2 separate regions of the Homo sapiens genome follow, and region 1 is linked to region 2. Evidence: chromatin loops called from intact Hi-C (ENCODE). Cell type or tissue: heart left ventricle. All regions are shown on one strand. Each heading gives the region's core, and the rest is flanking DNA. Links, peaks and the distances in the headings are about the cores only. Region 1 has its middle 44 kb from the start of UACA. Region 2 overlaps LINC02204 (long intergenic non-protein coding RNA 2204).

What was found. Hi-C counts contacts between places; a loop is a spot of excess contacts. Peaks named below come from ENCODE experiments on the same cell type or tissue, not always from the same donor. Only the 100,000 strongest peaks of a DNase experiment are listed, where the experiment ranks them.
Region 1: a loop joins it to region 2, with 3 times the contacts of the local background. A loop is called at or near these places in 25 of 110 quality-filtered maps.

The regions. Positions count from the first base shown.
Region 1 is chr15:70,804,531-70,809,910 of GRCh38, reverse strand. No RefSeq gene overlaps it. Among named protein-coding and RNA genes, the nearest start is that of UACA, 44 kb to the right of the region's middle. In heart left ventricle, for the core only: no CTCF peak of the experiment used is centred there; a DNase peak (open chromatin) is centred at 2,690; H3K27ac peaks cover 1,243 bases.
Region 2 is chr15:70,566,573-70,571,952 of GRCh38, reverse strand. LINC02204 (long intergenic non-protein coding RNA 2204) reads left to right here. Exons shown (of 2, transcript NR_135691.1): 2 at 1-995. Among named protein-coding and RNA genes, the nearest start is that of LINC02204, 17 kb to the left of the region's middle. In heart left ventricle, for the core only: a CTCF peak has its summit at 2,619 (motif pointing left); no DNase peak of the experiment used is centred there.

The sequences.
Region 1 (5,380 bases), core at 280-5,279, 240 kb before region 2:
AGACACAGGGAAATGGGGAAGGGGTAGAAATCTCTTCCCCTCTCCTTCCCACCTTTCCCCACTGGTAGTCTCTTACCACCGGTAGCAGTAGAACAATAAAAATAAACAAAGGGCTCAAGCGGTAGCACCACCATGCACGTGTGACAATGACCTTGTAGTCTCTGACATCCAAGCTGGCATCAGATGTGTCTGCAGGCTGCTGAGGCTGTGGGCAGCAAGAGCCTCTGTCCTAGGTTTCCCCGGGCTTTACCTTCTGCCAAATCATGCCTTTAGCTTTCAATACCAAGGCCACAGTGAAAACAAGCAGGCAAGAAGCCTGTTCTTTCTAAGGATAAAATGGGGACAGGAGCAGCGGTGGAAATATCATTCAGGGATAGGAGGCAGATCTGCTCTGGGCTGAGGTCAGCGTGGGTGGCTCAGTGGGCCTATGCAGCCTTGGAGATGAAATGGGTTCCAGAGGAGACCTGGATTATTGTTCATGTCATTCCCCATCCCCACACTTGGAATCTAGTCTGGGAAATCTTTCAGACTGGCCTCAGCCACTGGCGTTTTGCCCCTCCCTCAGGCCTGAGTCCTGCAGTCCCTCTCTGCAGTTGCTGTTCCCAGGACACTGACCCAAAAGTCTCCTACGCTTCAATTTTCCTAATCATTACAACAAAAACACCCTTGCCAGCTCATCCTGTATGTCCAGCAATATGCTAAGTAACCCACGTACATCATCTCATTTAATTTGATCACCACTGACTCAATGGAGTACGTTTGATTATCTTCATCTCATGGAGGAGGAAACTAAGAGATGGAGAAGTCAGGTCTTCTTAGAGAACTTTACAGAGATAGTGAGCGATGGGACTACGATTCGAAGAGTGGCCTGTTTGACTCCATGCTCTCTTGATTCTACTGCCCAAATATTTGTAAGGCGTATGAGTTTGTTCTAACATACTCAAAAGCAAGAAATGTAACATTACGAATGTGGCAAACCCTCACTAGACAGGGCCAGCAAGATGGCCAGTATATGTTTTTTTTATTTTTTTATTTTTAGTAGAGAAGGGATTTTGTCATGTTGGCCAGGCTGGCCTCAAACTCCTGACCTCAAGTGATCCACCTGCCTCAGACTCTCAACGTGCTGAGATTACAGACATAAGCCACCTTGCCCGGCCCTCTATCATAACCCATTTCTCCTAAAAAAAAAAAAAAAAAAAGGCAGCACTCGCATGATAAAGCTTATGAAGTGTGAGAGGAAGAGGAAATGAGGCAGAGAAATAGTGAAAACCAGACAGGTGCAGTGGCTCACGCCTGTAATCCCAGCACTTTGGGAGACTGAGGCGGGTGGATCATTTGAAGTCAGGAGTTCAAGATCAGCCTGACCAACATGGTGAAACCCCGTCTCTACTAAAAATAAAAAAAATTAGCCGGGCGTGGTGGCATATGCGTGGTGGCACATGCCTTTAATCCCAGCTACTCGGGAGGCTGAGGCAGGAAAATCGCTTGAACCTGGGAGGCGGAGGTTGCAGCGAGCCAAGATCGTGCCATTGCACTCTAGCCTGGGCGACAGAGCAAGAGTCTGTCTCAAAAAAAAAAAAAAAAGAAAGAAAGAAAAGAAAAAAAGAAATAGTGAAAACCAACAAAGTGGGATAATAAAGCTGGCTGTGGCACCCCATGAAATAGAAAGAATCACCAAGCCACACTAGAGTCTCTGGGGAGGCCACATAAAGCCATTGCACCTCAGAGCAGTGTGTTAGGGAGAATCATCAAGAACCTATCTGTTACTTGGGTCTCTCACTGCTCAAAGTTCACACCATGGGGCATTAGCTGCCCCCTACTTTGGGTTGTGTACCTGGGCCAGCCTCAGCGGACCTAGGTAAGGTTGGACATGGAAGTGGGTGCTGGAGCTGTTTCAGCTCCTTCCCATCGCAGCAGGCATAATGAAGTTCATGCCAAAACCCAGCACTCACCCCCAGGGTGGCTGAGACAGCCTGCTGTGTTGGGAAGTGGGGTGTCGGTGGAAGCAGGGGCTCTCCCTTGTGCAAGTGGTCAGGAGAAGGCCTTGGGGGCAGGCAAGTGACCTTAGGCAGATCTGGCTCTCCATTTCTTTCAACAACAAGTCTAAATTCTTTATCACAGCATCCAAGACTCTCCCCAGGGTGGCTTCACCCTTTCTTTCCGACCTGGTCCTCTTTGCCTCCACACCACCTCATTTCAGTGCCACTGTTTGCCCAGGAAATTCCTACATATGAAGGAGAAAAAGGGACCTCTCTGAGTGGTCCCATCTCCGGAGGCTGTGGGTTTGGCTGGCAGAACAATGTTTTGGTATAAATTGGAAAAATTGTTCTTCCTGGTTTCAGCTCATGCCAGAGTGCACAGTGGATTTCAACATGCCCCTTGGCCACCCATGCGTGGAGGCCTTGCCAATCATACTAAATCCCAGGTGAGGAAACAGGCCAGAGAGGTGGAGGCTCTTGCCCAGGTCACACAATCGCTTAATGACAGACCCAGAGGGGCGACTCAGCTCCTGATTTGAACCAGGCTTCTTTGCCTCCAGCGGGGCAGCCTTGAGATCACCCCACCCCCATCCCACATAGAAACAGTTTTTGAAAATTGCCAGGTGTGTCTGGCATTGACCCTGTGTTCTGCCCTGTTCGGTGCCCATGACTATGAGAAAAGGCCTGCGTCCCAGCTTTCCCTTCCCCACCCGTGACCTGTAGAGAAGAGGCCCCTGGGCCTTTGCCAGTGACCTCATGGGGAACTGCTGCCTGCTGACTTCCTGTTTTTATATTCTTTCTCCTCTGCTTATTTTTTCTGCTTTGTTGTTCTTTGGTCATTTATGGTTCTCCTCCAGTAGCCCACTCTGCAAAAACTGAACTTAATTTTTTGTGATTATTTTAAATACATGTTTCGATAAAGAGACATTATACTTTTTTTTTCCTTTGAGGAATTGGAGTTGAATGTTATTTCTCCCCCCTCTTTATCTCCCTCCTCTTTCCCATGCTTCATTTCCAAAACTAGAATCTTTAGGTTTCATAGCTTAGAAGAAACAAACTCAAAAGCTGTGTCTGCAAGTACCATGTGAATTCCAGGATTCTCTCTCTAGTAGAGATCCCTCTTCTGCTGGATGCTGGAAAAGTCGAACAGGAAGAGGTCTCCTAGCCTTCCCACCGTTGATATCCTTAGCTATCAAATTTACAAGTCCCTGCTTGAAAACCGTGTGGACTCTCCATTTCTTTCAAGATGAAGCCCAAATACCTAAGGGTGAGGACCCGCCAAAGGGCTGCCCAATGAAGCCTTCCAACTTGGTTCACCATTATTCCATTTGTTTCTACACCCTCTCTTCCACCCCGTTTCCTCTATTCCAGCCACAGTGCAGTTCTCACCTTTCCCGAAACCACTGTGCTCCTTCATGTCTCTGTACTTCTGCACCTGCTCTTCCTCTGCCTGGAATCCTTTTCCCTTTCTTTGCTTCATGGACTCTTATTCATCCTTCAAGGCCTAATTCAAATGTCACCTTCTCAGGAATGCCTTAGCCAACACCTCCAAGCTGAGTTTACTACTCTTTCCTCTATGTTCCTTCTACACTTTGTCCTGAAGAGTAAATATAAATGTATTTGAGAGCCATTTTTATTATTCTAGTCTCCTCTTTCATTGGATTACTCATAGGTATTTATACTTACTTATAAGTGTTTCTGTCAGGTATAAATATCTTTCTTACCTATTCTGTGTATGCACATAAGTGTGCAAAGCCCTTGGGGGAAGGTGTGAACTGAAAGGTTGGCCATTCATATGTTGATTTCCCAGAGAGAGGTTGTAGATCATTTAATAAGAAACCAGAACCTGGGGCAGGTAGAAAAAGAAATGCTGTGTCTTCAGGGCCATGCTTGTCAAAACCACCGATGTCAGAATCACCTGGTGGGGCAACTTTTAAACAGTTCTGGTTCCTGGGCCTGGCCTTCAACCTTATGAACCCAGGTTCATAGGTTCCAGGAATCTGCATTTCTTTAAACCATCAAAAGATTCTCTTGTACCAGAGTTTGAAAACCACTGATCTGGGTGCTTTGGGAGCTAGAGTTCATATGCCACAAAACTGTGCTTGTCAAGACCATTAGTTGTCAAACTTCCTGAATGTCTACCTTAGTGACTGCTTTTCAAGCTTCATCTGAATGCTGTCTTGGTGGTGGTATCTGATGCACTTGAGCATTGCCTGATTTTGGAAACTCTTCACTCCCTCACCTTCTATGATACTGCTTGTTCTTGGTTCATACCTTAGCTTTTTAATCACTCATTTTCACAATCCCTATCTGGGTCCTCTTCCTCCTAATGCCTCTTCACTCTTGGGTCTTCACCTTGGCCCCATCCGTGATATTCCACACCAGACCTACAGCTTCCACTGCCACATGGAGATGCTGGTGGTGTTTAAACTATTTCCAGGCAGATGCTCTGCTTGGCCTCCCTCCTATACATACAGCTCCCTCCTGGAACTCTCCACTGGATGACCCCAGGCATCTCAAATCACACATTTCTAAAACTATTAATGTGTATCTCCCTCCAGTTTCCTATCTTTGTGGGAGACAACCTCTTGGACACTTAGATACCAGAGAGTTACCCCGCCCCTGCCTCTGACTAGCTGCATCACCTTGGACATGTTATTTATTTCTCTCTGCCTCCATTTCCTCACCTGAAATACAGACATATGGCAGTGCCTGGTTCATTGGGTTGTGAGGATTAAATGAATTCATGCTTATAAAGTGCTTAGAACAGTGCCTGGTTGCCGAGACCAGCTCGGCTGGGGAGACCCTAACCCAGCAGCGCTAGAGGAATTAAAGACACACACATAGAAATATAGAGGTGTAAAGTGGGAAATCAGGGGTCTCACAGCCTTCAGAGCTGAGAGCCTCAGCAGATATTTACCCATGTATTTATTAACAGCAAGCCAGACATTAGCATTGTTTCTATAGATATTCAATTAACTAAAAGTATCCCTTATGGGAAATGGGATTAACTAAAATTATCCCTTATGGGAAACGAAGGGATGGGCCGAAATAAAGGGGTGGGTCTGGCTAGTTATCTGCAGCAGGAACATGCCCTTAAGGCACAGATCTCTCAGGCTATTGTTTGTGGTTTAAGAACACCTTTAAGCGGTTTTCCGCCCTGGGTGGGCCAGGTGTTCCTTGCCCTCATTCCGGTAAACCCACAACCTTCCAGTGTGGGTGTTATGGCCATCATGAACATGTCACGGTGCTGCAGAGATTTTGCTTATGGCCAGTTTTGGGGCCAGTTTATGGCCAGGTTTTGGGGGCCTGTTCCCAACACCTGGTATGATGGAAGTGTTTAATAAGTCCAGGCTGTTAGGCCGGGTGCGGTGGCTCACGCCTGTAATCCCACCACTTTG
Region 2 (5,380 bases), core at 176-5,175:
ATGTGCTAGGCACTGTTTTAGGCAATAGGAATCATAATGACTAATGAGCCTTTTCGGATTCAGTCTCCTGCAGGGTGAACTATCCCTTTCCTGAGCTCTTTACCTCTTAGAGCTTGGTATCATTACATAGCATGATCATCACATACTATGTATGTCTGTGTGTTTGACATGTGGTTCATAGCTGGTGAACGGTGCTCTTCGTTTCTATAGGCAGGTAGGATGGACGTGCTTCGTAGGGCCTTTCTCCGCAAGCCCTGACATACACAGCACAGAGATGGGACAGCCCCCTACTACATCCTGCCAGATGTTGCTGGCTTATTTTAAAATTAGAAACGCCTATACAGTACCATAAACCAGTGATGCCAACTGGTTTATACTCCATAAGTTTGTACTCTTGGAAGTGCTAGGGTTGGTTGCAGCCTAATATTTAGGAAGAGTTTTGAAAGGCACTGTGACTTGTAGCTTCACACCTGTCTTCTTAAAAGCCTGGCCCTTTCCCGATTTCAGGTTGACATGTGCCTCCTGCAGGCACTGACACTGAGGCCTTACCGGTGACTGTTTCCTTATTGGTAAGTGTGTTGCTTTCCTAGGTGGAAACTCTCTGAGGAAAAAGATCACGTTACACGCACACAAGCACACACATACACATCTTTGTAACTCTCTGGCCCCCCATTGGATCTAGCAAAGATAACTTGGATGCTAGATATTTGCATACCAGCCAGTGTTGTCCAGCACTTTCGTTCAACTCTTTGACAACTATCGTCACATTCCTATACTGCTTGTGCTATCATTTGATTAATGTTTGTATTTAATTTGTCTCAACTTTTAGCTTGTGTAAACTTATTTTAAAAGGAAGCATTTGCATCTCTACCATAAATAGAAGACCAGAGTCATTTATCATAAATAAAGCATAACTGTAAAAATAAAGATACTGAAAATGAAATAATGTTATTCCCCTAAGAATTAAACAATAAAATATTGAGTAATAAAATTGAGTTGATTCACAAAATTGAATTCATTCACAAAATGAGATCCTCAGTGAGAAAAATGAGCAGCCAGTAATAAAAAATATTAAGCTTGATGTCACTTGATTGGAGATGATAATGGGTTTCTATGTCAATTAAATTATAATGTTTGTTAGTTTTGATGGTAGCCAGCCCTGAGAATTCCATAGTTAGGAAGGGCACCTCACCATTACCCAGATGGTAAATTTTAAAAAGTTAAAATGCCGGCCGGGTGCGGTGGCTCACACCTGTAATCCCAGTACTTTGGGAGGCCAAGGTGGGCAGATCACAAGGTCAAGAGATTGAGACCATCCTGGCCAACATGGTGAAACACTGTCTCTACTAAAAATACAAAAATTAGCTGGGCATGGTGGCACACACTTGTAGTCCCAGCTACTCGGGAGGCTGAGGCAGGAGAATCACTTGAACCTGGGAGGTGGAGGTTGCAGTGAGCCAAGATTGTGCCACTGAACTCCAGCCTGGCCACAGAGCAAAACTCTGTCTCAAAAAAAAAAAAAAAAAGTTAAAATGCTTTAGTGCATATTTTTGGTACATTTGAAAGAACATATGTATTCATCACTTATGTAAAATTATGAACTATAATTATTTTATTTTATGTTTTTTGAGGTGGAGTCTCCCTCTATTGCTCAGGCTGTAGTGCGATGGTGCGAACTTGGCTCACTGCAGCCTCCACCTCCTGGGTTCAAAGATTCTCTTTCCTCAGCTTCCAGAGTAGCTGGGACTACAGGCACGTCCCACCATGTCTGACTAATTTTTGTACTTTTAGTGGAGATGGGGTTTCACCATGTTGCTCAGGCTCATCTTGAACTCCTGACCTCAGGTGATCCACCTACCTTGGCCTCCCAAAGTGCTGGGATTATAGGTGTGAGTCACCATGCCCGGCCTGAACTATAATTATAAAGTCAACTTGTGAACTCACTGCCCACCTTAAGAACATTACTAATAACTGTGTGCTCCTCTCTGATCTCAGCCCATGGCTCCCTCCCTTCCTCAGATAAGAGTTACTCTGAATTCCCTTGCATTTAAAAATAACCACCTATGACGTTCTTAAACAGCATATTGTTTAGGTTTGCTTAATAAAAATGCTGTCATACTGTTAGTATCCTCTAGGAGACTAGATAAATAAATTACGGTCTACGTTGTACACAGCAGATGTTATTCCAGGTGAAAATGAACACATCAGACTGCACGTGACAGCTTGGATGGATCTGTGTGAGGCCAGAAGCTGGTCTCCAATGCTCATTCTGCTCAGGCCAACGGCTTTCACCTCTGCCTCAGGAAATGGAATTTAAAAGGTGGATGAAATTAAAAGGGCTCTCCTTCCTCCACCTTTAACCCCAGTTACTTCTTGTTCAGAGAGTCACCATAGCTGCCTGAGACTGATCTCCTTGGAAAGGCCTGCTTTGAAAGGTTGGCCCTTGGCTGGCATCTGGGAACTTGGATTTCAGGAGGGTTTCCACCATTCCCTAATAAGAATGGCTCACTGTGCCTAAGCTGTCCCAACAATATGCTTTATGTGGAACAGCGCTGTCCTTCTGAGAGTCTGGAATTGCGGTATGTGCTGGACATAGGGGTGCCTATGTAACCAGCTCCCCCTCTAGTGGCAACAGAAACCCTGGGCACAGAGTCTTTAATGAGCTTCCTTGGTAGACATTTGACATGTGTTCTCACTACTCCTTGCTAGAAGAATTAAGCTTGTCTTGTGCAACTCCCTGGGAGAGGATTCTTGGAAACTTATTCCTGGTTTCCTCTAGACTTTGCCCCAAGGGCCTTTCTCTTTGGGGATTTGGCGCTGTATCTTTTTGGTATAATAAATCATAGCCATGAGTGTGACTCTTTGCTGAGTCTCCTGAGTCCTCCAAAGAAATGTCAAACCTAGGTGTGGTCTTGGGGACCCCAACCCTCCTCTGAACCCTCTGTTTTTCCACACCACTGGGAGCCACTGAATAGAGGAGCTTGTGCTTTGCACTTTATACTTTAGAGGCCCCTGCATATCACACACACACACACACACACACACACACACACACACACACACACACACACACACACACTAAAGAACGCATGGCTGCCTCGACACTTAGAATCTGAAGCTCAATGCTAGCCCAGCACAACCTGCAACTCTAAGGACCAGCTCTCATGACTATGACCATTCAGACCCCAGGGAAACCCTTCCGCACATTTCTTGCCTTGGGTCCTGGAAAACTGCATCAAACACCATGAAGGCTGTGTGTTGTTCACTCCAACAGCCTCAGAGACACTGCTTCGGAGAACAGGGAGAATTTGAGCAGAAGTGCTTGGGTAAGAGAAAAGGCAAATTAATGAGTTTGTCAAATCCTTCCTCTCAGCTTGAATGCAATAGATTCTTGTATAACAAATTATTGTTTCCCAGTAGTGCCAAACATTCATTTTCTTGCTTCTCTGCATGTTCTAATTCCTGGTTCTGGAGATAAGAATGAACACAGAATTCACAACACTTGCATATGGATGCTGAGGCATATTTTGCAATAATCAATGATTCGTATTACTCTTAAATTACTATGTATGCAGCTCAAGACGTGACGTGTAAAGTGTAACATTGGCAAACATATATTGAATACTAGAATTGTAAATTTTTATTTGTATAAAAATATTTAATATCTAATTTTAAATGTTTGTTTCAGCTTTAAGTACCTTTGGTTAAAAATATTCATATCCATTAATTATGATTTATATTTTGCTTTTTATAGCAATTTAGAATATTTTAGAAGAAAAATAACTTGCTGAAATCATATTTGAAAAATATTCAATTTGTACATAACTTTAAGATATTTAAAAAATAAAAGTATAATCACAGTTTATTCTCTTTGAATACAGTTATACTTTATTTTTAAATCTTTGACAATTATTATCAATGGAACAAAGTTTTGTAAGGATTAATGTACTTGAAGACTTTGCTAAAATGAAGGCAAAAAGTGTATATTAATATGAAATAATATATGGATTATGTCTCTATTTTATTACTCATCCAAATATCAACAGCCCATCCATCAATGGGCTGCACAGACATGTACAATAATTGAATCCATCTTTGATATTGCTAAGACTTTCAGTCGTATCTAAAAACCACAACTTTATTCATCCTTTAAAATTGTTATGAAGGTATTTGTGGGTCAAGGTAGCAGCAGAACATCATGTGTTATGAGATGGCAGCCTGAGTGGTAACTCACACATGTAGACACATGGTATGTGGTCCCCATTTGTCAATTTCCCTGGCCCCTGCCAATGTTTGGGCTGTTTGGGCAGGCCTGCGTACTCTCTTCATTTTTTTTTTTTTTTTTAGATGGAGTCTCTTCTCTATAGCCCAGGCTAGAGTGCAATGGCGCGATCTCGGCTCACTGCAACCTCCACCTCCAGGGTTCAAGCGATTCTCCTGCCTCAGCCTCCCAGGTAGCTGGGATTACAGGCGTATGACCCCATGTCCGGCTAATTTTTTGTATCTTTAGTAGAGACAGGGTTTCACTTTGTTGGCCAGGCTGGTCTCGAACTCCTGACCTCATGATCTGCCCACCTTGGCCTCCCAAAGCGTTGGGATTATAGGCATGAGCCACCGTGCCCGGCCCTCTCATCTTTACGCATAGCCAGAGAAGGATGTGGTTCTTGGCATGGCAGAAGGCCTTGGAGCAGGATGCCGGGCAACTGTGCAGACCAGGCCACGGCTGCCTTGTATACGTGTCACTGGAGCGAAGGCCACGCCGAGGCCAAGGAAGGGAGAAGTCCTGGGAGTCACCCCAAGGTCTTTGTGAGAGGCCCAGGGAAGCTTCCTCATGCACATTCTAAGGTCCCCCAGCAGCACAGGGCCCTGCCCACCACACTCACAAACATGGATCCTGTGGAACACGCTGCAGTGTGAGGCTTGGGTGAGAGGATTGCAATTTTAGCTCTGCCACTTTCTTCCAAAGTCACTCTGAACGAATCCACTTGACCTCTCGGATCTTGTTTCTACATATGTCAAATGGGAATCCTAATTCTCATTTTCCAGGGCTGTTGTGCAAACTGGGGATATGTATTTAAAGTATATCACATGGCCCCTGGGATGTGGCTTAATACCTGCTAACCAATAATCTAGCACAGGGAAACTGAGAAAATATGTTAAATGAGAAGCTATGGTCATCCTGGCAGTTAGTAGCAGAAAGAGCCCAGGCATTTGGAGGCCCAGTCTGATGTTCTTTACCTTTCCAAGCCCTGGAAACCCACATGTGCTCTGCCACCCATTTGCTCTCCCACCCAGCCCCGGGTTCGAGGTGGTGGCTGTCCTCTGAGCTGCGAGGTGTCCAGGTCCGAGCACCAGCTCACTTTCCTCAGGATCTAGCTCT